Linked DNA regions of Mus musculus: all the other regions are linked to region 2. The links are chromatin loops, found by intact Hi-C in ENCODE. Cell type or tissue: left cerebral cortex. All regions are shown on one strand. Each heading gives the region's core, and the rest is flanking DNA. Links, peaks and the distances in the headings are about the cores only. Region 1 has its middle 47 kb from the start of 4930441J16Rik. Region 2 has its middle 120 kb from the start of 4930441J16Rik. Region 3 has its middle 80 kb from the start of Lnpk. Region 4 overlaps 4930441J16Rik (RIKEN cDNA 4930441J16 gene).

What was found. Hi-C counts contacts between places; a loop is a spot of excess contacts. Peaks named below come from ENCODE experiments on the same cell type or tissue, not always from the same donor. Only the 100,000 strongest peaks of a DNase experiment are listed, where the experiment ranks them.
Region 1: it touches region 2 in a loop (8-fold over the local background); 2 of 42 quality-filtered maps call a loop at or near these places.
Region 3: a loop joins it to region 2, with 2.4 times the contacts of the local background. A loop is called at or near these places in 3 of 42 quality-filtered maps.
Region 4: a loop joins it to region 2, with 2.5 times the contacts of the local background. A loop is called at or near these places in 2 of 42 quality-filtered maps.

Annotation. Positions count from the first base shown.
Region 1 is chr2:74,350,824-74,358,830 of GRCm38, forward strand. No RefSeq gene overlaps it. Among named protein-coding and RNA genes, the nearest start is that of 4930441J16Rik, 47 kb to the left of the region's middle. In left cerebral cortex, for the core only: no CTCF peak of the experiment used is centred there; a DNase peak (open chromatin) is centred at 3,900; H3K27ac peaks cover 785 bases.
Region 2 is chr2:74,420,527-74,428,533 of GRCm38, forward strand. No RefSeq gene overlaps it. Among named protein-coding and RNA genes, the nearest start is that of 4930441J16Rik, 120 kb to the left of the region's middle. In left cerebral cortex, for the core only: no CTCF peak of the experiment used is centred there; DNase peaks (open chromatin) are centred at 4,384 and 5,069; H3K4me3 peaks cover 131 bases; H3K27ac peaks cover 1,351 bases.
Region 3 is chr2:74,495,247-74,503,253 of GRCm38, forward strand. No RefSeq gene overlaps it. Among named protein-coding and RNA genes, the nearest start is that of Lnpk, 80 kb to the right of the region's middle. In left cerebral cortex, for the core only: no CTCF peak of the experiment used is centred there; DNase peaks (open chromatin) are centred at 4,285, 4,626 and 5,206.
Region 4 is chr2:74,296,860-74,304,866 of GRCm38, forward strand. It overlaps 4930441J16Rik (RIKEN cDNA 4930441J16 gene), which reads right to left. Exons shown (of 5, transcript NR_040501.1): 3 at 7,331-7,469; 4 at 3,548-3,660; 5 at 2,081-2,217. Among named protein-coding and RNA genes, the nearest start is that of 4930441J16Rik, 6.9 kb to the right of the region's middle. In left cerebral cortex, for the core only: CTCF peaks have their summits at 3,588 (motif pointing right) and 4,390; DNase peaks (open chromatin) are centred at 3,645, 3,820 and 4,411; H3K4me3 peaks cover 536 bases.

The DNA.
Region 1 (8,007 bases), core at 1,825-6,824, 69 kb before region 2:
CAGCACGAGGCCACTTTATACTGTGAACAAAATAGCCTGGACAGATTCTGATTGTTGGCATATTACATACAGGTGACCAATGTCTCTGCACATTGTGAGTATAGCTTTTCTGACCAGGAAGGAGAAGGGAATCCAGCTTTAAAAAAAACCAGAACAGTGTGGGTGAGTAGTTTAGCCATGGGATTTGGAGCTCCTGCCAGCTAGCTCAGCAGTTCACCTCTTGATTACACCAATGCCAGGCTCTCATCCTTCGTGTGCTCCTGGAGCATATGAAGGTATCTCAGCATCAAATAGCATCCAGGTTCACGCTCAAAGGTTCATCTGCTCCTGTCAGCGCCCCCCCCCCCAGAGCCAAAGTCAACCAGCACTGGTCCTCAGCTGCAGGAGGGGAACAAACAAAGCAGACTCTTAAAGGCATATAGCTGGCAAATTTATTTGTTTTTTTTTTAAACTGAACATGGATTTTATACACAATTCAAAAGTACTTCATAACCATGTGTTTCTATAGAGTTGTCAGCAGTCTTAGCACTCACAGTCAGAGCAGGGGTCACTGTACTGGGTTCTTAAAGGAGGAAACAAAAAGCTCATGAAGACTAAAGTTTAAGAATCATGAAAGTCTGTTTTTGTGGAGAGGAAAAGAGAGACGTGTCCGCGATACAAAACCCGGAACAGTGTTTTAAGTTCAACAAAGAGCCGATGCTAGTTTTGAGAAGTAGGAAAAGAACAAAAATCAATCTCAACGTTACTTGCTGAGAATAACAAAGGGGAAAAGAAGAGAATGGCAAGGAATGAGGAGAGTTTCTGTGGGGCTATAGACCAAAGCGTGCTATAGACTTTCTGGTCCAGAAAGTTAAAGGCTGAATAAGTTGAGGGAAGAAACCTAACCAATGATCAAAAGGCAAAGCCTGTGCATAGCATAAATACATATTGACCAATCAAGCAACTTCTGGAATTTCATATAAAAATAAAACAGAAATAAAGAAACACTTATTAAAAATTGTTCTCTCTCTCTCCCCCTCTCTCTTTCTCTCTCTTTCTCTTGGCTGGTAACCAAACTTGGGTACTGTGTAAGAGCAGTGAGTGATTTTCGCCACTGGGCCAAGTGCATTTATCTAAAATATAGTCTCTAGATAAAGGTTTTAATTGCTATCCAGGAGTGGTGGCATATTCCTGTAATCCTCACACTTGAGAAGTTGAGACAAAAAGCCAGCCTGGGCTACATAGTAATTTAAAGTCCAATGTTGACCATATGGTGGGAGTGTGTGTGTGTGTGTGTGTGTGTGTGTGTGTGTGTGAGAGAGAGAGAGAGAGAGAGAGAGACAGAGACAGAGAGACAGAGACAGAGAGACAGAGAGAGACAGAGACAGAGAGACAGAGAGAGACAGAGACAGAGAGACAGAGAGAGAATGCGGTGATAGATAGATAGACAGACAGACAGACAGACAGATAGATAGATAAGAGATAGAAATATGTAGTGATTGTTGTGATTAGTCCCCAAAATACCATTTAGGTTCTAGGATTAGACCTAATAGAACAAATATAATCATTTAAACCACATGTGTGAGCTTACAAAACATGATGAAGCAATGTATAACACCTCTCTGATCAGTATTGGTCCTTCTACAATTGTGTGTGTGTGTGTGTGTGTGTGTGTGTGTGTGTGCATATGTGCAAATTTTCTTTCCTCCAAATTACAAAGACAGGCACCACCTTGAGGAAACAGACGGCGAATCCTTTGACATTGAAGGGATTTATATTCAGTTAACAAATGAGAAACAATTTTGTTAGAGCTTAGTGATGCCAGTGTCCTGTGGGGGAGGCCCACAGACATGGGAATCTGGTACTTCATAAAAACCCAAACAGCAAAATAAAATCAATCTATCAACAGAAAAATGCCCTTGTTTTGCATTCTTAAAACTATGGCTGAAGCTGGTTTTCAGTCCATGCCACCAATCAAGAGTCATGGTAAAGAGCTCTAGAGGCCATCTCGAGGAAAGAAAGTTCTAGAGTCACACTGGACCACACCACTGAATTCAGTCACCAGGGTGGAAATGAAGAAACTGTCAGGACAGTGTGGGTGAGATCTGGAGGAAAGACAGGGTGGTAGACCCCCCCCCAACCCCTGCCCAAGAAAGGTAGAGGTTGATGCACTCCAGGAAGAGTGTGCTTTGGCTACATTTGGGAGTGAGTGTTATGCCTTAGAGAACTGGCCTGAAGATGGAGCAAGTGAAGGAAAACGCTTCGAGAAACAGTTAGGGAAAGGGCTCCCCTGGAGTGTGCATAAGACCTGGGCACCTTATTCTCTCAACACATATAAGATTCAAAGGGCAATGGGAATGTCAACAATGATCAGCAGTGTGAGCAGGCAGGAAGCCGCTCTGAGAACAGTCAGGGGACTGGTGACAAAGGGGCGCAGACAGGATGGAAGGGAGACAGGCACAGAAAACCCTCTGTGAAGCACAAACAAAATTCGCTCAGGGCCTTTTGAACAGAAGGAGTAGTAGCTTTAGAAGACTGATGGCAGGGCTAGACTCTTAGACATGGTCTAGAAATTTCTCTAATAGTTAAGTAAAACCAGGAAGGAGGAAAACACTTTTTTCTCATGGAGCCTATGAAAATATAAGGTCTCTTTTTCTGTCTGTCTGTCTGTCCCTCTCCCTCCCTCCCTTTCTTGTTCTCTCCCTCTCTCCTTCTCTCCTTCTCTCCTTCTCTTGTGTGTGTGTGTGTGTGTGTGTGTGTGTGTGTGTGTGTGTGTGTGTTCTTTATGAATGCCTTTCCTCTTTTTAGGATATGCAGGTCCAAATCTTTTACTTCAGAACTTTTTTCTTTCCTTCTTCTGCTCCTCAGCTTTTGAGTCAGTTAGCTTTCTGCCAGTATAATGGCACAGTCCATAATGTCAACAGGTGAAAGGAAGAGAGTTATTTTTAGGCATTTTAGTTTTAAATGCTTTTCTCTAAGGTTAGGTAGACTCAGTCTGTGGGCACGCTGAATGCCAGTGGTGGAGAGCACATGGCAGAACAAACCTCTAGAAAGCAAAAACAGAAAAACCAAATCAGGAAGAGACCATGGTCCCACAGCCCCCTTGTCCACAACCCCACACACATACTTGCACTAGTACTCCTCCGTCGTCTCCACCTTCTCACGGTCCCACCACCGCCCAGAAATGGCAGGTGTTCAGGAACGAGCCTTTAGCACAACAGCCTTTGATGGATGCATTCAAACCCTGGCAGACTGTGTGTGTGTACATGTATGGATGTGTGGGTATGCAATACGTGTGCACACGCCTGTGTGTGTATACATGTGTGTGTGTGAGTGTGTATGTGTGTATGTGTGTGTGTGTAGTTATCTTTCTCCTATTGTTCTTCAACAGAACCCCAAACAACAGATACTAACCTAAAGTACCAGCATTGTGTCAGCCATTCTTGATCTCAAAATGGGACCCTCTTAATTAAAACCCCTTTACATCCCTAGCGAAACCCAGAGAGCTAAAATAAAATTTGTTATGTGGGTTATGTAGGTATAGATCTGCCTGTCAAAATAATACAGACTTTTAGATATATTATGTATACTCTATTTCAAAACCAAAGAGAATGAGGATGGATCTTTATGGAAGCAGTGAGGGTTTGGGGGGAGAACATGGGAGTTAATTTTCCTGCTGCTTCCCTTTGTGTAAGTTTGAAATTTTACATACAATGATGATTCTTCCTTCCATTCTATCTTTGTCACAGACATAACTCTGTACTGTTACACAATCAGTACATGTGTGTATGCACACATATACTTTTGAGAGCAGAGACCCTATTCTTAGAACCACATGGTCCTGATTGCAGCCCACGTAGCTCAGCGAGGCTTCGACATCTGTCAGTTTATCCAACACTGCACCAACTGGAGCATTGAGTGTGAATTCCTCTTGACTTTCTTGGCATCGGGAATGGGAGCTGTGCCGATGGAAGGCATCTCGGCACTGCAGTTTTCAATAGCAAGCATTATATAATCCTCTTCGTCCCTTGTCAGCATTGCAATCACTATTCTGTGCTCTGCTGCTCAGGCTGAACACGAGGTCTGCAATGTGATATCTCAGGGAAAAGTCAGGAATGTGGCTAAATACTTTCCCCTGGAATTCTCTCCAACAGAAGGTTGGCCTGCAGAGGCTGTTCTTCTCATTCTTGTCTGTTACTTAGTTTCCTTTCCACTGTTACTTTCTTAAATTACCAAAATAAGCATGATCTATGGTTTCTCCTCTCTCAGGCAAGCTTCTTTTTGTCTATCTATACAAGTTACTCTTTCCTTTTTTTTTTCATTGTTAACCTCTGATACTTTCTCCTTAATCTATTCCCTTAGCGCCTCTAAATAATTTCTGTACCAGATGAATTTCTTACATCAAAAAGAAAAGTCTACATGCTAGAAAACATTGAAAATAAGCTATGCAATAAACATTTTAGCCTAAGATAAAAGTATTTAATGATTTGGACTAATTGGGGATAGCCCAGTCAGAATTATAAAATATTTTAAAAGAAATATCCCATAAAATAAAAACTATTATAGCCAGTAAAGGACAAAGGCTTGCAAATCATTGAAAGTAGAGATATTTGAAGACTTATTGTAATGGATAGTCAATATTTTAAAGTTAGTATACTAACAACTTTGGGAGTAATTTTTTGCTTTTAAAGTATTCACAGACCATCTTTCTTTAAGTACAAAATAAACTAGAAAAATCCACACCCATATTTTCATAAATTTTGAGTTGCTTGAGCCCACATTCATATAGTCCCACTCTCATAAAGAAATATTTTTAAACAATTCTAATTTACTTCCACTTTTTTTTTTTAAAAAAGTCACTCAGAGATCTTTCTACACGTTTGTTTTGTCCAAAAGAAAAAAGAAAACGGTCATATTTGCAAAAGAATTCTCCATTAACATAGACGGGTTTTGTGAAGTATAGGAGGGAAATGGAGATATAGTAAAATAAGACACTGAGAGCAGACACATCAGGCACAGGGGCTGTTTCACAAACAACCATTACCCCTCTCCAGGCCCCAGATCCATAACCTTCAGCTCTTAACCCTCCTCAACCTGAGATTCCCTTCCTGAGGGGTGATCACAGGCTCAGTCCTCTCAGGCCCTAATTTGCCCTAAACTTTTTTTTATCAGCTAGAAATGCTTTTGTCTGAACTTGCATGTTACATAGGTCTCTCTGCCTAAGAATTTCTTGTTTGTTTTTTTTAGAATTATCAAATAACTTAATACAAATTTATTATAACAATAAATGTTTAGTATGACTTCATTGTTTATATTCAAGTTTGTCAACTATCCTAAAATCGTTTAGGATAATATTGTTCTTTGCAACCTTTTTCATGTCCTGATTTACTTATTTAGCGTAGTGTGTGTGTGTGTTTGTGTGTGTGTTTGTGTGTGTGTGTATGATGTGTGTGTGATGTGTGTGTGTTTGTGTGTGTGTGATGTGTGTGTTTGTGTGTGTGTGTGTGTGTGTGTGTGTGTAATTAAATTCACCATTTTACTCAATTCTAAGTGTGCAGTCCAGTAAAGTTAGGCATGTGAACACTGTTAGGAAAATGTCACCATGAAAGCAGTTTGAAGAGCCTTTAGCCCTAGGATCCAGGGTAGTTCTGAGTCCCTGGACCAAGGCACAGAGTTTGAGCCCTATTTGAATAAGTATCTTCACTAGGGAAGTGACTGAGCAACTTATCACAAAAAAATTACTTAGAATTAACTACTTAAAGGAGTTAAATAGTAGTTAACTACTTAACTACTTAAAGTTACCTAAATGCAGTACAAATATCTTTGCTGCCCTAAAATTTGGGTATACGTCTGTATCTGGCTAAAGGGAACCTTCATGGCTAAAACCTATGCTGAGCACTCTAGTCTGATCCAGAGAGCATATGCAGGTATTTCATTAGTGAAAATGTGTCTGAAGTTGAGATTGACATGAGCTTGACAGCTAAGATTGAGAGGAGAGGAGAGCACCCCGAAATCCCTCGTATCCTTGCATTTCTCATCTAAGCTCCTTTTTATTAGGTACAAGTGGGTTTCCACATTGTGGGTTTTCAGAGATGAATTCCTTTTGAGTTTCCCTCAGTTACTTGGCTCAGACTGGCTTGGATGTTCCTGAGAAAACACAATTAGGTGAGAGAATATGCTAAAAATAAATAGGGTCCCAAAAGTGCCGTTAAAGTTAGTTAGCATATTAACTTGGGGGAACTTGGATTGATTTTCCTAGGTGAAGAATCAGAACAAGTTTCTAAAGATGTTCCTGGGATTCTCTCTCTCTCTCTCTCTCTCTCTCTCTCTCTCTCTCTCTCTCTCTCTCTCTGTGTGTGTGTGTGTGTGTGTGTGTGTGCGTGTGTGTGTGCGTGTGTGTGTGTGCGTGCGTGCGTGAATTTGGAAACTTCTTCAAGTTCTTGGCTGTTTGACAAGGAATTCTCTAGGGAATGGAATTATATCTTTTTCCAACAGTCAAGAGTGGGGATGTTGGGTATGGGGAATATACCTGAAATAAGGACTTGGTAAATTTATCTTCTAATTCTGAACCCAGTGACAAGAGGCCAAGAGGAATGACTACTTAGCAGACAGAGAAGACAGCATGTGTCTAGTACTTAGCAGGTACCACATGTATGGAGGCAAGCCCTGTAGGTGCACTATATAATCAATCTCAGCTTACCCTTTCCAAGACCAATGTTTCACAGAGAGAAAAGCATGCTCGAGGATGTGTAAATCATGCTAATAAGCAATCCTGCCTGGAAAGGCTTCTGAAACATCACTGGACAGGCAAATAGGCTTGTCTGTGAGACCCCATGGGCACCAAATTTCCAATAATTGCTAAGTGGCATGCTGGAAGGTATTGTGTCACATGGTGCTGTGTCACAAGGTAGGATATAACATGACATTTCTAGCTGTCCCTCTTCACCTTCTCAGTGGTTTGAACAAAGCTGTGGAAGCAAATCTAGTGGTCTACATATGGTGTGTATGAAGAGGATAATTAATATACAGGGTGACAAAAAAGGGATTCCTAACAATCCTGAAAGCTGGAGTAAGGAGATGAGAGACAAGGTCTGCATTGGTGTTCAAGAGATTGAGTGTACAACACAGGATGGCTATCACTGATACACCGTACATGGAAACAGAAAGGTTTCAGATAACGGTTATTTTTCTGATTTTGGAAGGCATCTATCGATACAATAAGTTATCTTAGGAATGGATCCAGTGCCCAGTGTAAAATTTAAATTTATGTTCCTTATACACATAATCTGAAATTTACAGTCTTTTTAGTGTCTCTGTGTTTGACTACAAGTCACATTGTCACAGGAATTTTCCACTTGCACTACCATGAAGGTACTCAAATCTTTTTGAATTTTGAAACATCTTTGACTTTAAAATTTTAAAAAGTAGATTAGGATGCTCAAAAACACAAAGCATAAGGGTCTAATAACAAAACATAAAGAAGAAAATGTTTGAAAAATAGGAAAAAATTCATGCTAAAATCAGAAGAAGTTGATAGGGCATTGTGGAGGCAGGCAGGGTTCTAAGCTACATTAAAAGATATATCACGACCCTGATGAAGGTGTCAATAATTCCACAGCAACTTGCACTCAGTGCATTTTGTGCATTTGATAAGTGGGTGTTGAATGCATTCCAGGCGCTAGATGCTGTGCTTGGCCAAGGGGAGTTGCTAAGAAGCTAAACAGACTTGGCCCTGGTATCTGCTGAGGATCTAGACAGACCTGGCCCAGGTATGGCTACAAGCTTTATAATCCAATAAAACGCACGTGGAATGGTACCAGAGAATCGAAAGGACTTAAAGCTACGTTTCAGGGGACAATGAAAGGAATATATTTAAACTAGAAAATATTTTATTTTAAAAAGCTTTTGAAGGGCTGATGGAAGGAAAAGGAGTCATGTTCTGTGTTTGGCTTCATGAGATGTAAAGTGTGACCTGCCTCTGTCTGCGAAAGGATGATACACCCTGGGCCACCGACGTTCGACTCGGCG
Region 2 (8,007 bases), core at 1,355-6,354:
AGTGGACATTGACAGCTTAAAGACTGTGTCACAGGTCTGTGGTTGTAGGCATCTTGCTGAGGATAGCCATGGTTTAAGGTATTAAAAAAAAGTCTGCTTTTTTGTGGGAAAAATAGTTGTAATTGTTTACACACAGACCTTTGCCAAGACAATGATTTGTTTTGTAAGCTGGCAAGGGAGACCCCAAGACATAAGTCATAGTCTAGCCATATAGTGGCATGCCATCATTATTGCCATGTTCTGTTGTTATGAGCATGTCACTGAGCTAAGGACACATTTAAGGAGAAAGATGACACAAAGACTACTAGGTCTATCTCAGGCTATGACTATCACATCTCACATCCATAACAGATAGATGTCTGTGATCTCCATTTCACAGGACTGTCTCAGGAACTGAGTGTGCTAATCTGTACAGAGAATATGAGTGCCTGGTACACAGTGAGTCTACAATTAATGTTAACTATCATTACCATTCATTTTATCTTCCTTTTTCTTACTATGTTGTTACATGTTATAAGCCAGCCCCTCCTAGCTTCTCATAATACATAAAGTAGACACTGTAGGGAAAGTAGCAAAGTCAGGCATGGCAAGCCCAGCTGTCGGGTACTACATGTCCATCCTTATAGTCAACGCCCATACTACCCCAGCATTCAACTGAGAGCTGGGAAGTGTCCCTCAAAAAAGGTGTGCAAGGCTTTCTGGTTAAAAACAGGAGGGATAGCATGCTTCATGATGGAATACGAGATCTTAAATATCTATAGCCATCCTCTCAAAAGCAGCTACTTACTTAGTCTTTAAACAATGTGTGTACTTTCTGTTTCCCAGTATCATCCTAACCATGATTTTATTAAAAATAGCTAGAGAGGGCCAGCGAAATGGCTCATCAGGTAAAAGGCACTTGCCACCAAGATGACCTGAATCCAATCCCTGTGGAAGGAGAGAACCAACTCCCACTAGTGGACCTCTGACCTCCCCATGTGTAGCATATCACACATACACACACACACACACACACACACACACACACACACACACACACACACACACATACACACACACACACACCACTAAAGTCCTAGGAGCCTATGACCCACAGAATGCAGCTTTGCCTTCACCCACAGTACATTTAGGAGACATGGATTCCTGATCTTGATCTCACGTGGAGTGGAGTGATGGTTGTAGTGTACTTATGCCTCATTTTAAGAAATTCCACTTTATAAAAATCCAAGCCTTGAATCCGGTTATGTTTACACAGATAATAAGCATCCTTGTTTCCATGAGCAGGATTCAGGGTCAATTTCTCTCACACACTGTACTCCTCTAAGGATTTTATGAGACTAGAGAGTACAGCAATGACTTTTGGGCCAAGAAGTAAAACCAAGTTCGGCATGCATACAAGTAATGATTAGATATTAAACAAAGAATGAAATAAAGAAATCCCAAAGTCATCATAAAGGGAATTTTTTTTTTTTTGGTCTCAATAGATACAGTAAGTTTGGCCTGTTTCGTTTCCTTGTACAGACCATGAAATCCTGGAGCAAAATCAACCATGCTCCAGGCCCTTTTGAAACCCTGACATTTTGTCTGATAACAGCCGTAAGGCAAGCCTAGTCTGTGCTTGTTGAGTGACTAAATCATGAAATGCTTGACTGATGGGTTGTCATACTGACTTGTGGACCAGCAAAAGGATGTTGTCCAAAAAGGTCAAAAGTGCTGGTTTTTTCAGTATGATCACTGTTCTCAAACTATGCATGTATCTGTTAGCTGATCAATAAATACAGATTTCAGCAAATAATGCTATAATATATAGTCATTCATATTCAAAGAAATGAGCATCAAGCTAAATCTCATATCATGTAGTCATTAGCTCCAACTGTATCATAGATCTAAAGGTAAAATGAAAGACTACAAAATTTACCAGAAGAATACAAAATTTTTATGTTTGCTTAGCTAAGGAACCCTTAGACATGTCAAACAAAACAAGACCCATAAAGGAAAAAAAGGTGAACTTCAAGATTTAAAAACTTTTGCTCATTGAAAATTAAGAGATAAATCACATACTTGACAAAGGCCTTTGCGTTAGTTATTTTTTGTTGTTGTATAAAATACTCTGCCAAAAAGCAGCTTAGGGGAGAATGGGTTCCTTTTGGCTTACAGTTCCACAGAGAGAGAAAGAGAGAGTTCATCACAATGGCAAAGTCATGGCCACTGGCGTATGAGTGTTGGCCAGGCAATCAGGAAGCAGAGCTATCACAGTTGATCTACAGACAGGAAGCAGAAAGAAAGGACAGGGTGTAATGGCAAGCAATAAAAACCTAAAAGCCTGTCTCCAGTGATGTGCTTCCTCCAGAAAGATTCCACCTCCTAAAGGTTCCATAATATTTCCAGATAGTTGCACCAACCGGGGACCAAGTGTTCAGATACATGAACTTCTGGGTATACTTCCCATTCAAACCACCACAGTCTTGGGCTCAAAATGTGGAAATGGCTCTCAAAACTTAACAGTATGAAAACGGAACGATTGAAATGGGCAAAAGGCTAGAGCAATTACTTTACCAACCAAGTCATAAGTGTAAGTCAACAGGGTCAGCCCCTGGCATGCAAATTAAAGCCATGTTGAGAAACCTCTGCACATCTACTAACATGGCTGAGATTAATAAAATGCAGACAGCACTGAGTGCAGGTGAAGACACAACTTCTGGGGCGCCCATCTATGCTGGTGGAAATGCGAATGGTTGTACCACTGTGGAAAACAGGCAATTCTTCATCAACTTAAACATGCACTCACTATTTAGTCTAGCAAGCTAGCCCTGAGGATAAGGAAGCAGTGTCAAGGCTTCCAGGACCACAGCCCTGGCTCTGTCAAGTGTAAGATACATGATCTGGGAAAGGCCATTTTCCCTCTCTGAACCGTGGTGCTCATCCCAACATGACCTCATATTCTAATGACAGCAGTGGTCAATTTTCCTTCACCTTGCACAGTTTCCCCACCCTTTCCCCTCCCTGCTTATCTTACAAGAGAAGGGACTTATACAAAACCATGGTTTTAATAGTTCCCTCACACTCACATAAAGTTATAGTAAATCCATCCTAAAATGAAAATTATAAAATCAACCTGAGAAAAATGAGCCAGTTCCCATGGAGGGTCAAAGTAAACATATAATACTTCTTGATAGAAACTACATAGGCCAGGACGTTGGTCTTCAAGCAATGGGAAATGACAGCTGTCAACCTGCACTTCTAGAACCATCAAGAAAACACAAAAGCAAAATGCAAAGACCTTCTCAGACAAACCAAGCTGGAAATTTTTTCTCACCACCAGTTCCGAAAAAATGATGTGAGATAGAAGTTTGGACTTAAAAGGGCAACAGATATATGGAAATACATATGAGTGATTTAAAAACTAGCAATGTATATGACATTTTGAATATGTACAGAATCAAAGTGTGACAGCAACATCACTGTCTTAGAGTTCTATTGCTATGAACAGATATCACAACTAAGTCAACTCTTATAAAAGGAAAACATTTAACTGGGCCTGGCTTACACTTTCAGAGGTTTAGTCCATCATGGAAGGAAGCTTAGCAGAATACAGGCCAATATGGTGCTGGAGAAGCAGCTGAGAGTTCTACAGCTTGATCTGTTGGCAGCAGGAGACTGTGAGCACACTGGGCATAGCTTGAGCATAGAAGACCTCAAAGCCCACCTCCTTGGTGACACACTTCCTCCAACAAGGCCACACCTTCTCCAACCAAGCCACATCTCCTAATAGTGCCATTCCCTATGGGCCAAGCATTCAAACACATTAGTCTACTGGGTCCATACCTATTCAAGCCATCACAAGTACCGAGGACAGTTGAGTACGAAGCAAGAAGTAGTACATTGGGGAAATCGGTTAAGCGGGACCTACATTAAAGACTTGGAAGTAGGCTGTGATTAATTGAAATATAACCCTGCTACCCTAGACAACATCACAAAGATAAAATGATAGAGAGGGTGGCAGATACCCGGATCTATCACTTTTGCCTTATTTGCACCAGCAAGGATCACTCACTAAACTCAGAGCTAGGCTGGTGACCAGAAAGCCCAGGGAATCTTCCTGTCTCTGCCCTTCATGGCACTGGGATTACAGACCTGTGCAGCCACATCAAACTTTTTACATGGATTCTGGGATCCAAACTCAGGTTTGCATAACAAGCCTCCTACTTGCTGAATCATCTCTCAAAACTTTCTGGTTTTCTTTTATGAAAAAGGAAGTCTTACATCTTCTCCAGAAACACACATATGTTTGCTGTGGTGGTCTGTTGGGGTTTCTCTTTTTTTTTAAGTTCAACTAGGGACATTTTGGCATGAAGACTGCCTGAAAACAGAACCCAGGCTTCCAAGCGACAACTAGAACATCCTGGAAGAGCTCCGTGGGAGGTGGGAGGCTTGGAACCATTTTCACCAGTTATTCACTGTGATGTTTATGACGGGTTTGCTTTGCTACAGATGGTGGGAATACAGGAGGAACATCTCTGGCTCTCTTAGGATTCCCATTTAAGTGTGTAGAAAGAAACAATCACCTAGCAACTAAATAAATGACCCAAATACTCACAGAGAGGGATGCATTGTATAAACACTAATGGATTAATAGAACCTAAATAAAAAATTCAGTTCAGCAACATGCTTTCCTCCCACAACGAATCTCCAAGCTTATGCTATTACTGTTTTCTTCTATTGTCTTTGTTTCTCTAATTTCTAAAAGGAAACTAGACTTCTTCTCTTTTTTTTTTTTAATGAAGGCACCCTATGTTTGGAGCTACACTAACCCATTATTTTCTTCTTTATGATTATAATTCAATGGCCTTCAATAGTTTTAAACAAGGGCAGAAGCTGTAGTTCGGTGGTGTAGTGTTTACCCAGCACGCCCAAGGCCCTGGGTTCCAGCCCCAGCACTGCATAACCAGGTGTGGGGGCACATGTCTATCATTCAGCACTTTGGGGGTGTCGGCAAGAGAATCAGGGATGCAAGGCCATCCTTGGCTACTTAGAGAATGCAAGGCCAGCCTGGGTTACGTAAGACCTTGCCTCAAAGACCCACAAACAAGCTTGTAAAAGCACTCTGGAACAACCTATCATTTCTCTTTCCGTGAAGACATGGGAAGACATGAAGAAACCCACGGGCTTCAGAGTTATGGAACAGAGGAAGAGGAGTGTTCCGGCTCCCTTGGGACATTTTTTTCTTCACTCTTGGTACTGTGAGCATCAGTCAGTGACACGGGTGGAAACCAGCACTCAGGTTAAACTGCACAGACTCCCCACCAACATCTCTACCCACCTCCGACTAACAGTAATGTTGATTGTACCGAGAGGGAATTACTCAGTAAAATTTTCTTCTAAATCACCCTTGAAGATATGATCTAAGCTAACCACATAATGCTGATTAAAAGGCTGAGGTGAACCATAAGCAACTTGCTTTGGTTGCTAGTGGCAACAATTATTTCGGATGCCCTAGGCTTCCAACTCTGTAAATTAAAGCTCGTTTCCCTGTACCTCATAAGGGTTGGTGAATTATGCAAATATTTTTTTTCTGTATGAAATTAGATAATGGTCTCACTACTTTTTATAATCAAGCATTATAAATCCCACAAGTTACTTTCTGATTTAAAACCTTGTCCTTGATCTAGGTCAACTAAGATCAAGTGCAAATGTGTTAGCCTTTAGATCAACTCTATGGAATCAAGTTATATTCATTCGGAAGCATGGGATTTTTCTAGCGTAATTAAGCTACTTTGGCAAAACCTTTAATAAAAAACTGATTTAGGCCATTCTAAAAAATTATTGTTTCAACAATCATCCATCTTTTATTTTATTTTATTTTATTTTATTTTTACTCAGAGCTAACGCCTTTGAGACAGCATTTCATCCCAGTATCATAAATGAAAATTAACAGAAATTTGATTTGCTAATGCACAAATACAGCTTCGAGGTCCGACTTCAGCCAGGCACAGCCATTTAAAACAAAATCAATGAAAACCAAATTACTCAAAGTAGTTCACAATTAATCCACAAACTTGCTTGTACTCTTGTTTTCCCCAAGGGAACATTTTTTAAATGCAAATTGTTCAAATACTCTAATTGTTTCAAAAGCATTTGCTAGTGTGTGTTTTGTCCTATTTCCCAGAATTTTTAATTTCATGACGGCATGACTCAAGAGACAGCCCAAACCCTGATCCCACTGGACCAACGCAACCTGAAGCTGTAAACGAATGGTTCCTAGCTCCCGGCCATCCCGGCTCACTTGACCCTTGTCTACCCAGCACAGGAAAGCGGCTTGGCTGGGTTCCGCAGTAAGGGAATGAAGTACATCCATTGCTCACGATTATTAGCTGGAGTGGAATGAGCCTCCTCCTTATTATGCAGATTAGCGGAGCTCTCAGTCCCAGCATATTGTGCAGATGCGGGCTAGCAGCTGCTCTTACAGATGGCGAGTACACAACTCCATTAGGCTGGATCTATTGTCTGCTCCTGGCTTGTGTGGAGGCTGGGGCCGACGCAGAGAAGAGAAATTGTTTCAGGACGAGATGTAAAGGCGCACACACTCTCTTAAAAACCAGCACCCAGGAGACTCTTTACGCAGCAGGGCCGACAGCACTCAAATTAGAAATCTACCCTAAATAAGGACTTTCGTATGTCACAATTAAGCTTGTGTATTTTTTTAAAGCAGATTAACCATTAAAATTGAGTAGTATAATTCAAATTCTGCAATGCCACGCTATTAAATATTCAGATTAAAAACAAATCCTGAGAGATTCATTCAGAAATTTGCACAACGTTCAGCTCCTCTGGGACCTTGTGTTTAGTTAGCTCCTTCACAAGGAGGCAAGTTTATCTTCCATAACATCAAATGTGATTGAGAATCAGCGTTAGGGAGTTTGTCCTTTTAGCGTTATTATTTATACTGAGGAACATCAAAGCGGTTGATTGGAGTTAGTCTGGAGTGAAAGTATGTGTGAAGACTCGCTTTTGTGGGCGAATCATTTTTGTAAGTTCTTAGTAAATCACATTGCTGCAAAATTTGGGGTATGGGGTAAAATAATTTCATTGCTATTTGAAGACATTAAGGTATATGACGGACAGGGTTGGTTTGGTTTTCAGCCTATGTTCCTCTAGGCTTCAAGTTCTGAAGGGTGCTGAGGGAACCAGAACCTTCAGAACAATGGATGGCAACTGTCAGGATGGTAAGGGCATTGTTTAAACTGCCTATCAAAATTAGGGCTCTCTGTAAAATAAGATTGGTGAAAGCTTAAGAGATTCAGGCTGCAGGTGACACCACAGACAGGAAGCGGTGACTCTCACCTCCTACCTGTCCGGGCAGATAGCAGAATGAAATCATTTTAAAGAGTATTTTTAAAGACACCTGTTTAGAATCAGGTTTATCAGGGTAAAAGGAAAAGGGAAAGAATGTAAATGGATTAATATGGAACCATATTTTCCAAACTTTATCTTATGTATTTCATACATTTTAATTAAAATAAAATTATATTAGTTTCCCCTTCCCTTTCCTCCCTCCAGTCCCCCCAAGTGTCCTTCCTTGGTAGGACAGCCTTTTCTTCCTCAAATATTATTGTTATTTCTGTGTTTCTGTCTGTCTGTCTATCTGTCTGCCTCTCAGTCTCTGTTTCTCTGTCTCTACTTCTCTGTTCGTGTTTCTGTCTCTCTGCCTCTGTCTGTGTCTGTGTGTGTGCATTCATGTGTGTGTTGCACAGATGTATACATAAAATCTTTAAAGTCCATTTTTGTTGGCAGTGTGTATATGGTTTCAGAACTGACAATTTTGCATTGAACAACCAATTGGGAGGCTCATTCCTAGTAGAGGCTAACTCTCCCTCTTTCAGCAAACATGTAGTTTCTTGTCCACAAATGAGACCGGTGAGATTCTCCCCGCCCCTTTCAAGTTAACACATCTATTGATACTGCCATTGCTCAGATCTTCTTTATGCAGCCACTTCTATGAGAGACAGT
Region 3 (8,007 bases), core at 1,344-6,343, 75 kb after region 2:
GTTAAGTCCTTAGCTTTTTATCAGGTGATAATGTTGGCTTCTCATCAAAGCTCCAGATTTCTCCAATGTAGAACTTATCTCCATGTAATAGGGGAAGAAACTGGGGCACAATGGATAGGCACTTGCCCAAGGTGACAGTTAGAGGACAGATTTCAACTCTGGATGGCTGGATCTATTCACATGTTTTTAACTGAAACATCACCACAGATATGTAGTGGATAAGATTAAGAAAATGTGGGGGGATTAACTCCACCACTATTCCAGTTTGAAGAACATTTGGATTCCATTTGGAGGACCCCTCAAAGTCATCAGGAAGGCAGTCATTCTCAAATATATGCTGTGCTGCCTGTGAGACACTGCTGGCTACACCAGGGAAGTTCAGTCTCTGGAAATTGTAGTAGATGGCTGTTGTGGTTTCTGCTCAAAATTTCCATTCTCTTGAGAACACTACCCTAAGTTCCTTCTCAGACATGCGTTCAGTCTAGGGACAGCCAGGTTTACACAAGACCTCCTTGGTATCTGGGACTCATAGTACTAGAACTGAAATGGTAATTGATGGACTTCATTGTGTTGCAGGTTGGCTTGGTTGCCATTATTGTCTGTTTCCTCTATCCTGTAGACAACACTGCCTATAACTGTTGGTACGACTGTTGAGGGTAAAGCCAGCAGGCTGAGAGACACATAGCTGGAAACTGGAGAGAACAGTTCTGAAGGGATTTGAATGTCTCGATGAATGTCTCGATGCTATTATCCCTGAGCTCAAGTCTTGTACCTCTTCTGCCAGAATTAAGGCATATGAGGCAACTCTGTGGTCTTCTAAAATAGTCTCGTTTCTCTTAAACTAATTTAACTTCTGCCACTTAGAGTTGAAAAAAAAAGTTCTAACACAGACATAGAAGAGTAATTATACATACAGAAAAGTCATAAAAGACATAAAGGAGCCATATACATACAAAAAATAATATTTTTTATAAAAAAGTTGCTGTCATTGGATGGATGGATGGATAGATAGGTGGACAGATAGATAAATGGACAAATGGATGCCTGATAGATAGATAGATAGATAGATAGATAGATAGATAGATAGATACATACATACATACATACATACATACATACATACATAGATGATATATATATATATATATATATATATACTGAGATATATAGATATGCAGATAACTAACTGATCAGGAAACTCTTTCATGAATGTGATTAGCAACTGAACATTCAGTTATTGTTGCCAAACTTCATCTGAAGCTCTTAGGGCTTTAGGGCTTCTCTGCTGCCAGGACTTTTTGAGTTATGTAATTCTATATACTAAAAACCATAGCACTTTCCCAATAGCCCAAGTTCTTAAAGAATCTGCGAAAGATACATTCTGAGTCCAAATGGTATATAAGTTCCAATTCCATAATAAAGAAACTGAGTTTTAACTAAACATGGCAGAGTGTAAACCCCACATGTATACTTTTTCCCTTCAAAGTCATTAGTCTACAGCAATGCCCTTAGTCTTCAGAGGCTGTGATCTCTCAAAGCAATACCGGAACTCTATTTGGAGGTAGTCTTCCTAGATTACCACCTATTTCTGTGAATATTCATAATGGCACCAAGTTTTTACCACTGGAGATGAGTCTAGACTTTTGGAGTGAGCCAAACACTGAGAGCCAATGTTGTTGATTAAGCTGAGTAATTAAGCTTAAAAACCACTTGGCATTAAAATGGTATTGGATATAGAAATGAAGATAGGTGTTTTCTTTCATTATTTATGAAACTGTCTTGTACTTTTACTAAGTTATATACTATTTACATTTTATATATAGTTTACCTACAAAGTAAAACTTCAAAATAAAGGGCTGGAGAGATGGTTCAGTGGTTAAGAGAACTGGCTGCTCTGCCAGAGGACCCGGATTCAATTCCCAGCACCTACATGGCAGCTCACAATTGTCAGTAACTGTTGTTCCAGGGGATCCAACATCCTTACATAGACATATATGTAGACAAAACACAAATGTACATGAAATAAAAATATTTTTTAAAACTTCAAAATATTATTTGTATGATTCAAATAATTTGTCTAATAGATTCATAAATGTAAATCTAAAAGACCATTTTTCCTACATCTAAGGAAGGTCTGATAATAATACCAATAGATACACTGTCATATGCTTTATTATATATTATGTAACCTTATATTTTAATATCAAAATTTTATTTTAACCTAAAAACAACCATCATTTAGCCAGATAACATTTTATTAGGAACAAGAGGGAACAATATGCAGAGATTCTTTATACTAAATATAATTATTTCTTTTTTTTGAAAAATAGAGCTGTTGTGGCATTAATAATGTTGCAGGGTTGTCTTTTAAAACATTTCCTCCCTTTTCAGGACGCTCACTGGAGGACACTGGAATGAGCAGGAGTCCAGGCTCTCCTCGTGCCTTCAGAAATCCTGTCATGATGGGGCTCTTCCAAAAACTCCTTTCCTTGTGTTCTGTGAAGCCATCCATGCAAAGGCTTCAAAGCAATCTCCCAAGTTCCCCAGAAAATACAAATATCTGATTTGAAAATTATCCTATCAACAAGACTGTACCAGTATTATCTTTACTAGTGATTTCATAAATAAATAAATAAATAAATAAATAAATAAATAAATAAATAAATAAGCAAGCAAGCAAGCAAGCAAGCAAACCAACCCCAAATCTTTTTGAAGCATCACTCAGGCACCCCAGACAGAGATGTCACAGGCATGGCTCAGATGGCTGCTGCGTTTGTACTGTTTCCCTGTCTCGCATTCTGAGCAAACACAAAGGCTATTTTCCCCGAAGGGTTCAGAGGGCATACGATTTCATTTCTACAGAAAATTGTTTCTCAGGATTTCAATCTTCTTAGCTGGGGATGACAAAACATAATATCAGAAACACTTATTCCTCTTATCTACCATAGTTTCAAAGCATAAATAAAAGCTCCGTACACATTTAAGACAGGTGGATTCCAACTTAGGGATAAAAACAGATACACTGCATGAAGAAGTTTGATAATGTGAGAAGATGTAATTGAAAGATTTAAGGGAAGATCGATGCGAGAGCCAAACCCTTTAAAAATATTTTTGGATTATCAGTCTCGTTTTATTCGAACGGCGTTCAATTTCTCTAAATCTGGGGTTAATGAGACAAGTGACGAAAAATTAAATTGGATTTTTAGCAAAGGGGATTCAAATGAACACCATTTGGCTAAAGCTTCTCCTCCTTCTATTTCTGAGCACAGTGGCGAGCAGTCCTTTGGTTTTCAACCCCATTACACTCTTGTTCATAAAGCCTGGTATAAAAACTTTAAACCTCAAATGTTTTTAGAATAAAACAAACCATGCATCTACGAAAAGATGAGCATAATGGCTTTCTGTAACATGCCTGGCGCATTTCAGAGCTGGCCTTGCACGGCATTGGCTGAGCCATTCCCATTAACGTTAATATCTTCTTAAGCTTCTACTGTTCTATCATTTAGGCAATAATTCGAGGATCAATTTAATTTCACGGGAATCTCACTATTCCAGGCTGACTTTGTGACTTTGTCACAAAGAAATTTTGTTCAGCTCACCTAAGATTGCATGGTGACTCTTTTCCGGAGAAAGGGAACACGGCCACACTCATGCATCTACTGCCTATCTGTCGCTCCACGTGTCATCATGGACAAAAGCAGATGTAAAATAGGATTGCTTCTGAGATATCAACACCATCTGTTTTGTCTCGGCCTCCAGCGTATTTGCAAAAAATCATACGGCTGATCCCTGAAGGGGCCACAGTTACCCTGCTCCGTTATAGCTGCCATTTTGGGTTAAGTCACTGCCTTAGTAGGTCTCTTATAATGCATTGATTTTTAATTCAGGCGTGTTAACATAGTGTGTCACATGTAGGGTATCCTTTAGATATCAGGTGTTTCCGAAGACTACATCTGTGTTGAGGTAAAATCACACTGGATCACATGAGTTCAATCGCTCCACGTTCTTAATTATGAAAGCATCAGCAGACAGAGCAAGAGTCTTGAGTGCTAGGACAGTGGACCGTGAAGAGGGAACAAAAATAAGATTCTATTTCAGAATTATTTTCCCTAGATTTGGGCAACTAACTATATTCTTAGCACCAAGAAGTGCTTGTAATGGTTGCTAGAAAGTTCAGAAAAGGGCCCTTTCTACTCCTGAGCAGTACTTCACACACTCTCATTCACTGGCAAGGGGAGGGCTGAGGAGTGTGAGCTATGAGCGTTACACTAAGACTCAAGCTTTATGGAACTTCTCAGCTTCCATGAAATGCATGGAGACGGTATAACCATTTTAAATACACGTGCACCAAACAGACACTAATGCACATAAAAGGTCAGTAGATTCTGATATAATAACAGTGGGTGGTGCTCTCAATTCTACATAGGTCCTCTAAAACAAAAGTCAAGGAAATCTCCGAGTTAAAACCACACCACAGAGGAAATGACTTAGTGGCTATGTAAAGGATATCCCAGGGAAACGCTACAGAATACACACTCTTCTCAATAGCCCATGCGCTGTCTCCAAAATAGACCACATTTTAAATCACAGATGGTCAAAAAAGTTGCTCGATGTTATCAGATTATACTGCAATAAAACTAGGATTTAAGAGTATAAAAAATACTCAAGCGCATGCAGGCTGAACTCGTCTCTTGAACAGCCAGTGAATTGTTGAAGAAACTGTGGAGGAACTTAAAGAGGATGAAATGTAGCTTAGCGGAACCTGTGAGACACAGGCAGGAACAGCAAACGCAGTTGTAAGAGTGTGGGAGCCTGCATTATGGCAGAGGGGTCACAGATAAAGACTCATGCTTTGGCCAGGAGTCCTAGAAAAACTTTCAAGCCTCAAAGCAGTAGGCGTCAAGAAATATGTTTCCAAGCAGAAACTACTATAACACACACACACACACACACACACACACACACACACACACACACGCACACACAATCCATCAAAGTGTTGATTCTGCAACGATAAATTCCAAGAGTGAAATGGGAGGCTATCATAGATTCTAGTGAAATCCAAAGGACCTTTAGAGAGCATTTTGAAAACTTGCATTTGCATTTTTGCAATAGCAAGGAAATGGCCCGCCCACCAAATGGAGGAGTGGATAAGGAAAATGTTGTACTTATATAGACCCCTAATTTACATATCTATAAAGAAAAGTGAAACCATGGCATCTGTAGGACTATAGATAGACTGTACCAAGTGAAGTAAGCCAAGGACAAGAACCAGTCCCCGGGACTATCAGGGATACTGTTATGCTTGCAGACAGGAGTCTGTTGTAACTGTCCTCTGGAGGCTTTACCCAACAGCTGACCAAAACAGAAGCCAAGACCCACAGTCATTAGACAGAGTTCAGGGAGTCTTGTGGAAGAGTTTGGAAAGCACTGAGGGACCTGAATAGGATAGGGACTCCACGGGAAGACCAACAGAGTCAAGTAACCTGTACCCTTGCAGGTTCTCAGAGACTGAACCACCAGTCAAAGAACATTCACAGGCTAGGCCTAGGCCTACCCACACATGTGTAGCAGATGTACAGGTGGGTCTTCATGTGGGTCCCCCGACAACAAGAACGGGGGCTGTCCCTGAGTCTGTTGCCTGCCTCTGGATTCCATTCCCCTAACTGGGCTGCCTTATCTAGCCTCGGTGGGAGATGATGCACCCAGTCCTACAGTGCTTTGATGTTCCAGAGTGGGTTGGTACCCAGAGGGGTCTCCCCCTTCTCAGAGGAGAAATGGAGGTGAAAGGTGGAGGGGCTGTGTGAGATGGGAACTGGGAGAAGATGGGGAGCTGTGATCCAGATGTAAAGTGAAGAAATAAATTAAATAATTGAAAAAAAGAAGGAAAGAAACTTGAAAACCTAGAGCTCCCAAAGCTTAAACATCTGTAATAAGAAATCAACAAAAAGTAAACCTACTAATATATTCTCACAAAACCCAACATTCTGATTTAAAAGATATAGAAATAATATTTACATTGAGAAACAAATGAATACACTACCACAGTAAGATGATAGGTAGGAATAGGCAGTATGAATGAAGGAATAAAATGAACTATTGGGGGGATTTGTAGAAACAAGAGGAAATGCTGAAAGGCTACAGAGAACCACAGAGCAAGTGCCTCTGAGACTAAGCACATGGCTGCTACTCTCTTAATAGCTAGAAGTTCTGTGTTCTTATGTAACTTGCTACAGGGGATCTCTAAGTGTCTTATGTGCATTAGTTTTTTGACAATCTAAACAAGAAAGAACCCTAAACAAAATAACCTCCAGTATTGAACTAGCTTTTCTAACTTAGAAATGCTTCATTCAAGAGACTCCAACACAGCTTAATTTTCTTTTCACACTTCTTTGTGTGCGCACACGGATTCATGTACACACCACTGTGCACATGTGGAGGTCAGAGGGCACACCACTGTGCACATGTGGAGGTCAGAGGGCACACCACTGTGCACATGTGGAGGTCAGAGGGCACACCACTGTGCACATGTGGAGGTCAGAGGGCACCTTTCAGAGGGCACACCACTGTGCACATGTGGAGGTCAGAGGGCACCTTTCAAGAACTGGTTCTCTCCCCCTAGCATATGAGTCCCAAAGATCAAACTCAGGTTCTCAGGCTTGATAGCAAATACCTTTACCCACTGAGCCAATGTGCCAGATCTAATTTAACTTTTAAATGATGAGTTAGTAGAAATAATTATAGATATTATAGAAGACAATAAATTTAAATATCAATAGGTGAGAGACTATTGCTTGTTATCTCAATAAAAGAAGCAGTCTCTGTTTTAAAATTCCATTATGAACCATAAAAACTCCCAAACAACAACTTAGGCTATTGCCAAGGCCACTGGCTGCTCTCCACACACTCATGGTAAAACGCCTACATGTCTCCATGAACACAGTGAAATCGAGCTGGTGCCTATCTAGAGCCTTCGCCCCCTAATGATTAGTGTTCACAGTACTAGAAGGTACTTCGCACACTAGCAGAGAAGAAAGATAAATATCAACCCTGCTACCAGTGTCCAGTCCACTGTGCTGCATGCAGGGGGAGGGGCAAAAGGAGGGGGAGGGGGAGGGTTAGGGGCACGGGGAGGGCTGCACAGATCTAAACCAGATCAGGTCCTAACACTGAGATGTGGAGGTAGACACAAGCTCCTACTCCTAATGCAATGCCTGCATGACACACTGATGGGATGGATAATACAGAGAAAATAGTGCCTTCCTGACACAACAGGCCTGGTGCACATATGACCCTCAGAGACTGAGGCAGCATGCAAGAGGCCTATACAGGTCCAAACCAGACGGAGCCCCAGCACTGAAATGCGGAAGTAGACACAAGTTCCTACTCCTAATTCTAAATCTACCTTCAATTAACAACCACTCACAAAGGAAAACTTAGTTTCTCCAAGGGAGTCTGACTCGGTATACAAACCACATATAAGGGCAGGCCCATGCCCAAAAGAAAATGGCCAACACAAAATGAACTCAAAGGTATTTTTGGAGATTAATTTTTGTCTCATATTGCTGTGTCTGGGCATTTTTTTAACCTTACTGTTATTTTGCTTGTATATTGTGGTTTCCAATTTTGAATTTTTATGTTCAATGTATGTGTGTGTGTCTGTGTATGTGCACGTGTGTGTATTTCTCATATTTTCTTTCTTCATTTGTTCTTTGCATTTTGTCCTGGTTTGCTTGTCTTTTTTATTTGTCTGTTTGTTTTCTTAAGAGAAAGGAAATGAAAGCATGAAGTTGGCAGGGTAAAGAGATGGGGAGGAGATGAGGGGGAAATTTTGATCAGAATATAGTGTATGAAGATAACTCTACTTTCAATTTAAAATTAAATTTAAAAAAAAAAAGAAATTCTAACATAAGACAAGGCATGGGAAACATGAAACTGGTAATCAAGTTATCTATTAGGGGATGACCACAATTTGGAGAAACATATGCCCAAGAGAATGTCTTCATT
Region 4 (8,007 bases), core at 1,105-6,104, 120 kb before region 2:
AATTATAAGCAGCTCTTGCCATGCTGTTTTCAACAAAACTCTCCTAAGTAATGATAATCCTGCCTTATCTGGACAAGTCAGGGGTCAATACGGCCTCATTTGCCTCTGCTTTTCATTAGTGGTGCTCTTGACTGTACAGCTTCACATTTCCTATCAGCCCCTGGAATACACAGAGGATCCACGCTTCAGTTCTGCATGTATTAAGAATGCAGCCAGAGCAACTACTAGCATTAATGAACTATTTGCTTATGCAGTAATAATTAACTTCCATTACATTACTTTGTGTGATTACTTTCTTAATTGCCTGAATTATGCATCCATTTAATATTTAATAACCATTCTCAGAAATCAGACACTGGTAAAAAACAAATTGCTCACAGTTTCCTCGCAATAATTAAGCTCACAAGAATAAATGAAACCTTTTAAAAGCGAATGCCTTGTGATTATATCCTTGCATATAGAACAAGATCCTAAATTAGTTATTTATTAAATATAAATTTAAGTCCAAATAGTACATTTTTCACTTTCGCCCCGGGAAATCAACACTCAGTCTACCTGCTATCAACAACAGGATTAAGTGCCCTCTATTTTCTTTGGGAGTCACAAACTGCATTAATATTTATTACCATGCAAAATTCAAAAGTCCTTAAAATATTGTGTGTTTATTATTTATTTCAACTTGGCATCTCTTTCCTACAAGGTAAGTAAGATATTTAGCTAGAGATTAAAGTGTTGTGAAATGAGATCAATAGCTGCTTTCCATTGCAAACTCCCTCACTCTCTCTTGCCCCCACCCCCACCCCCACCTCCGATTACCCACGCCCCTCGCATGATGGTGAGAACACATATGTGCTGCTTATCTGGTTTTTAACCAAACAAGAAATTGCCAGCAATTTATTCTCATACATTCCCGCTCACAAGCAGACAGCTTGAGCTCCTGATCTTTTCCTCTAGCCAGCAAGCTCTCTGGGAGCCCCCCAGCCCCTCTGCGGGCACCCAAGGACAGCTCCGTGCTGATTTGCAAAGTGATAATGCTATTATCCTATTGTGTATCAGCTTCAGTTCCTTCTGGCTTGCAAAGTCATTCCTGCCTTATCAAATAAAGCATGTGAATACTTGGGCTCAGGTATTCAATAGAATACATTCTGTTGAATCTGGACAAGACAGCCTTTATTTTTATTTTTTTTCCCTCTTCCCAGGAATGCATCTGCAAAATTGTTCTGCCATTCCACATTGATTATGGCAGCCATGTACAGACGTGTTTATCTGAACCATAACCGTGTTACGCTTAAGCTACAGGGACACAGGGATGTTATTTATCCACGGTTACCCTGTGCATACATAATATACAGGAAATAATGTATGCCACATGAAAAAAAAGGAGGGGGAAACTTAAAGCATTTTGTACCAAATGAGCTGGTCCTAAAATCTAGGTGACATCTTAGAGATGACATACGGAATGCCAAGTGAATAACTGCGATGAGCCATTTCCCCACCTGCAAGGATGATCTCTTCTTAAGGCTTGGAAATAGCAACAGGAAAAGGGGAGACTGTGGGGGCGGGGATTGATCTGTGGAGAACTGGAGTTTAGGGTGTTTGAGTCAACAATAGCTGTTCCTCTGAGTTCCCAAACTGAGTTAAATTGATGCCACTCTCCGGGACGGACGGTTGTTACACTAGGCAGGGTCATTAGGATTTGCTTTTTAAATGATCTCTCGGCCTGGAAGGCGGAGAGCTGCTAGCAAGGCAAGGTTAGAGAGAAAATGATAGCGGTATGTTGATGCTTCACAGACCTTATGATAGTTTCCGTCTGTCATTATTTACGTCTGGCTAGATGTGTCATGTCAGCTACCTAGAAGCACTTTAATATGAGGCTCTTGTTTGCCTCCGCTCTTGCGCAGCCAGACTGGGATACGATTATTTTTGCATCACTACACTTAGGTGAGGCTTGCTTCAATCTCTCAGTAATGACACACAAAAGAAATAAAAATGGTTGTGTCCAAGTTATTATATATGCTTGTATTCTAAGATGCGTCGTCAGCATGATTCAGAAAAGTAGGAAAAAAAACGCAGAATTTAAAACAATAAACAGACATTTATTAAGAGATCAGCTTAATTTTATTTGGTTCGGTTCTTCATCCGTATTTTTAGGTAAAGTTATTTTTCTTTGGCTTTGGTTTAATGTCATTATTGAATGGACTCACCTAAGGAAAAAAGCTGTAAATAGAAAGTGAATATTTGATCAACTTTACTCCTGTTGCTTAATATCATTTTATACTATCTCTATAAATCTTATCAGTGTAGCTGTAAATAAAGGCAAACACAGACCTCTAGTTTTATACCTGTGTGACTGATATCATAAAGAAAAACATTCTAAACAATATGTTTATCTCAAGACTGGGCATGGGTGGGTCTAATCATGGTGATTTTAAATCTGCTAAGGCTTTTTATGTACAGGGAAAAATGCTATTATCACAAAAAATAAAATGGAGTTTTAGTCTTCTTTTGTGAAGAGATTATCTTAACAAATGAAGGTGGTATTCTCTAAACCTACCTTGCCCTGGAAGGAAAAGAGACATGTTAGCTGAGAATGGCTGGGTTGTTAGAATTCACTGACATAGTTTAATACTGAAAGCTATAGCATAGCGTTAGTAGGAAGCATAGTTTAATAAAACCCAACTAGTCTAGGTTGATTTTCCCTTATGCCCTAAAAACATAATAAATAAAGTCACATGTTAGTATGAGTGAAAAAAATCTATAAACTCATGTGAAATTGCAAAAGCATATACATTTATGCATCCTACCAACAATGATAAACACTCTGCAATTTTTCCTTACATGTATAATTTAGCACAAAGACTTAAAGAAGTGCCATTTAGAAACGAAGGACTCCATAACATTTGTGAAGTTTCCACCAGGATTCTACATTTAAGCAGTAGGGAACATTGTCATTTGTAAGAATGCACTATCACTCGACAATGAGGAATTCAGTTATTTAGGAGAAACATGGAAAAAAATCACACGTCTTCCTGAACTGTGAGCATTTGACAGATGTTAAACTCGGTGTTAACTGAACAGGTTTCTGCCAGTTCAGGGTCCTTCAGAAATGACTGGGGATGTTCTTGACTTGATCTCCTTATTTGAATGTATATATTTGAATGTATATATTTTTAAAATCTGCAAAAGCTTCTTAAACAGAAAGGTGTGAGGACAAAGACCTTCTCTCTTTTCTGGACATTGGACACTGGAGTTGCAAGCTGACACCTTCAGGTTGGTGCGTTTGTGTTTGGGATACATTTTCATAAATTTCCGCGACGGTGCTCTGTTTGACCTGATTGAAACGGCCTGCATATATATACATTTTTGGAACACTGTGAAACTTGTATCTTAAGCAGTGTGACCTCCATAAACTACCAAAACATGTAGAGGAATTTGAAATGACACTAATCATATCCTCTTAATCCTTTAAAACATTCATTTCACCACAGTGTAAGCATTAAAATATTTTCTTTAGAAAGAGGGCTTGCCCGAGGCATTTTTTTCTTACCTTCTTTTCCTAAGCTACGGCTCAGTTGTGGCTAACAATGACCAGTAGGTGGCGGTCCAGCCACTGAACTGCTTGCTTCAAGACTTTTCTTAACCACTCTGCTGTCAGGAGTACTAGGAAATGGATGTATTTTTCCATTTTAAAGAATTCATTTTATAATTAATCTTGAAATACATTCCTAAGATCTAAAGACACCGAAACGCTGTGCTGACTACATCCTTAAGTGCACACCCCTAGAGAGGATCCATTTAATTCAAGAACTGTGTCTCCGTCTCTGCTTCCCCTCCCCCACCATCAGTTTTAATGCAAGTCCTTATGCAGCTTGGTAGTTGAGGACACGATGAGCACATTCAGGGCCGTGCGTTCCGTGCGTGGATGTCTTTGTATGGTTTTGAAATAACCTCAGGAACTTTCGTCTCCCTGCTCTTACAGGTAGACTGTGTGGAACACCTTTCACCTTTTTTCTTCTTTTCTTTTCTTTCTTTTTTTTTTTTTTTTTAACCCCAGAAGAGGGTGGGTGGGGAAGAGTTCCTAGAGAGGAAAGTATCTGAGACACCCAAGCGATGCAGGAAGGGCCTGGCTTGTTTACGGTGGAGAGAAGAGGATGCCAGGTGCACATGAGATACCTTCTGTGAGAATTTGGTAGATGAACAAATGAGCAGATAAAACACACATTCTATTCGTCTTTCACAAGTCTGCCCTGTGGGGTTTTTTTTTTTTTTTTTTTTTTTTTTTTTTTTTTTTTTTTTTTTTTGCTGTTGTCTCAGTTCTCCACAGACAATGAGAAAGCTACGGTCTTCACCACTGTCCTTCATGCAGACATGGCTGTTAATTACTGTCACCACCAGGGCGACACAGCAGGACATGACTCTAGTGGAGTCCGTCTGGGATGGAAATGACGTTCAGTTCCAGAGAATGACTGACCACACGTCTTTAAAAATCCAGACTCATGCTGCAGAAAGGGCAAACTGTTTCAGTCCCATTGACCTCAGAGCTGTGTCGACTACACCAGTTTGTAAACTTGCCCATGCCTTAGCTTCTCCACCTCAAATGTGAGGATAGCAAAAAATCCCTATTTTACGAGGTTGCTATGGGGACTAAATTAATTGGTACATGTAAGAAATTTAGATTCTTGCCATGTACATGTCGAACTCTTGCTGAAATATTTGTTAATACAAAAATATCACATTAAAATATTATTATTTACTAGTGGACTTGACCTAACATCATTTAAAAAAAATTTATTTCTTTCTACTCCTCCTGCTCCTCCCCCTGCTCCTCCTCCTCTCCCTCCTCTCCCTCCTCTTCCTCCTCTTCCTCCTCTTCCTCCTCTTCCTCCTCTTCCTCCTCTTCCTCCTCTTCCTCCTCTTCCTCCTCTTCCTCCTCCGCCTGCTGAGATGGGGCCTCACTGGACAACCTAGGGTGTCCTGGAGCTAATGATCTACCCAGCTCAGTTTCCTAAGCGGTAGAGTCACAGGCACGTACCCCAGTACATTTTTTTTTCACGATATTAATGCAGCTAGTGAGACTCACCATGACATGAGGTGGACTTGGTGGTGTAAGTAAAGGTTTGCATGATAAAATAACCAGTAGACCCTAAAACGTACAGAAGACTGTAAACTGAGAAATCCCGACTCCTCCTCTCTTCCCTGCTCCTTTCTCCTCCTTGGACCTCTCTCCCCTTCTCTCTTCCCTTATAATCTCTTTACCCAGTTTCAGAGATAACCAGGAAGTTAATAACTACCAGCAGTTTCTCTGCTTCCACCCCCATGCTTGCTCGAATCCCAGTCTGACTAAGCTCAGAGAGCCCTTTCTAAATGCCACAAGTTCATCACCATCCAATATCTCAGAAAGGGCCAGGTGACGTCATCTGTCTCTCCTCAGCTCTTTTACCACACGTCATTAAGATGACCAACTTCACAACAACTTGCCTAAAGAGGAGACATTGTTAGGTGATATCTTCTTCTTTTTTCTTTTCTTTTCTCTTTTTCATCTCTCAAAACTTAAAGCTGTAGTTTGCCAAAACTCAAGTCAGATCCCGAGGGGACTTAAGTTAGTTCAAACGTCAAGAAAGAAGCGACTCAAGCTGTGTTTACAATCTGGCAATTTACTCCCTTCATACACAGCTAGCTGTGCACCAGCCCTCAGACCCGATTTTCGGGTTGCTGTAATAAGTACTTTCTTACGTCCCTGAGAAATACGCAAGGGAAGAAAACCCTCCCGTGCCTACACATTCCTTTTCCTCCTTCTACGCAAACAGTGTGGCATTTTTAATAAAGATTGTGAACTAGTTAGTGTCTTTAAAAATGAATCATTTGCTAACTTCCTTAGATATAAACATTCTCCCCTCAGCCCCCAGAATTTTCTGTTCTCAGAACTGAACTCTTGAAGAAAGGAGGTCAAAATACTAAGTTTGAGCAATTTAAGAAAGAGACATTGAGTAATTTAAACAGGAGACATTCGCTACAAGACTCATTCGTTTAAATTACATGAAACCTGAGGTAGAGTGTTGCAATTAGGAGCCTGTAAGTCCTCGGGCAATTTTCAGCTAAGAGACCGCTTTAATAGAGTATGACAAGGTTCCTTTTGTTTTTCATAAAAAATTGTATTCCCTTTTGAAATGTAACAAACCCCTAATGAAATTACAGCCTGCTCATTGTTCGGGCCCTACTTTTCATGTTTTGAGAGGTCAACAATGTCAAAACAATTACTGCAAATTTATGATGGACAAACCTCCAAAGACTTGGAGGTTGGTTAGGTCAAACATCTGAGGCTCCTTGTGAAGCCAAGGGAAGGCTCAGTCAGGCCTCACCTGGAAGAGCAGGGCGTCCCTCAGAAAGAAAGAGAACGGAATACAATGCATCGAGAGGACACTGGGGCAGGGCAGAGCAAACCCGATTTTCATTGTCCATTCCCTACTTCCTTTATTTATCCCTCCAAAATAACCAGGGGTCTCCATGGGTGCTTTTCTGTATGGTTTTCATTTTTATTTGTTGATTTATTTGCTTGTTCATTCGACTATTTGTGATGAGAAATTGTTTACTGCAAAGAAACAGAAGAGTTTTGAAACAAAAGAAAAGTATGTTTATATGTCTATGATTAGTTTCATGGTGATAAATTCAGCCACACCAGAGAGCAAACACTTTCTGTCCGTAAACAGTTAGATGGGTTCTGGTGGCTCAGTAATAATAGTAACCGCACATACCGTACCCAGTCCCCCCACCCCACACATGTCACGTGATTCATTAGAAGTTTAAGAGACTTGAGAAGAAGACAACAAAATGTACTTTATAAAGTAGTCATGCCAAACCAGTCTCCACATGTCACCAGTTCTCAGTGGTGAGTCAGCATAGAGTCTCTGCAAAGGGACCATCTTAATTCCAGAAAAATAGATTACTTACCTTGTACTGTGATGGACGAGATAAATGACCCTAAGCTAGGCTTGTGATGCTGCTGACACCAAGACTCAGTAAATTAGCATTCTAAAATAAGTCAGGTGGTCCTTCATTCAGGGTCCCATATACACATTACACATGGGAATGAGAGAAAAGTCATTGATTTCTGATAGATCAGATATAAATGGTCATGGTCTTATTTGATTAAGAGTTTATAATGAACTAATGGTGTTATTTGACTGCTGAGGATATCAATATGCTGACAAGTAGCACATAGCTTTATATAGCAGGCATTGTTCCAAATTACAAACATTATTTCACTTATTTCTATTGACAGCATTTTATAAACCAAAAATTGATGTGGAGAATAGGCAGCTAGATGGCTTACCCCAGGGAAGAGTCAGAATAAGGATGTCAGGGTCTCTCCAGTGTCTTCACTCTGAGTCTCCACTTACATAGCCCTTTGGCTTAGGCACTGTGACTGTCCTACTGTTCCTTGTCCAGGGTTGTCTCTCATTTCACCGTACCTTTTAAGATGCATATGGATAAAACACAGCATAAACATAGCAGTAAGGCTGTCACCAACAGAACATGGAAGAGAACTGGCAGGGGAGGGGGGTCATGGTAGATATTCTCATAGATCTGCTCTCTCCCTTGTCAGGAAAAGGTGGCACTTGTTTGTGGGTTCCTATCAGACATGGGAGTCAGGGACAGGCAAATCTCAACCCAACACAAGCAACTGAAACTAGGCAAGCACCTTTCTTGTAAGGACGTGAGGACCTCATTCCTGTAAGGGTCAAGAAGTCAGGTCAAGGGTGGGGCTGTGCCTTGGAGAAGACTGACCCAGCTGGTCCTAGGCTGCCTTCCAAGATGCAAAGGTTTGGAAAAGCCACAGCAAGGTGTAAAGAAGAAAGAATCTTTGGCCGCTACCCTGTACCTAAACCACACACTCTCTCATCTCCAACTGTGCCCATATATGATAGAGATATGTTGGGTTTACACCCAGCAAATCCAGTCTCAGTAACTGTGTAATAGACATCTCTTCTGTCTCAGTGTCTCATTCTG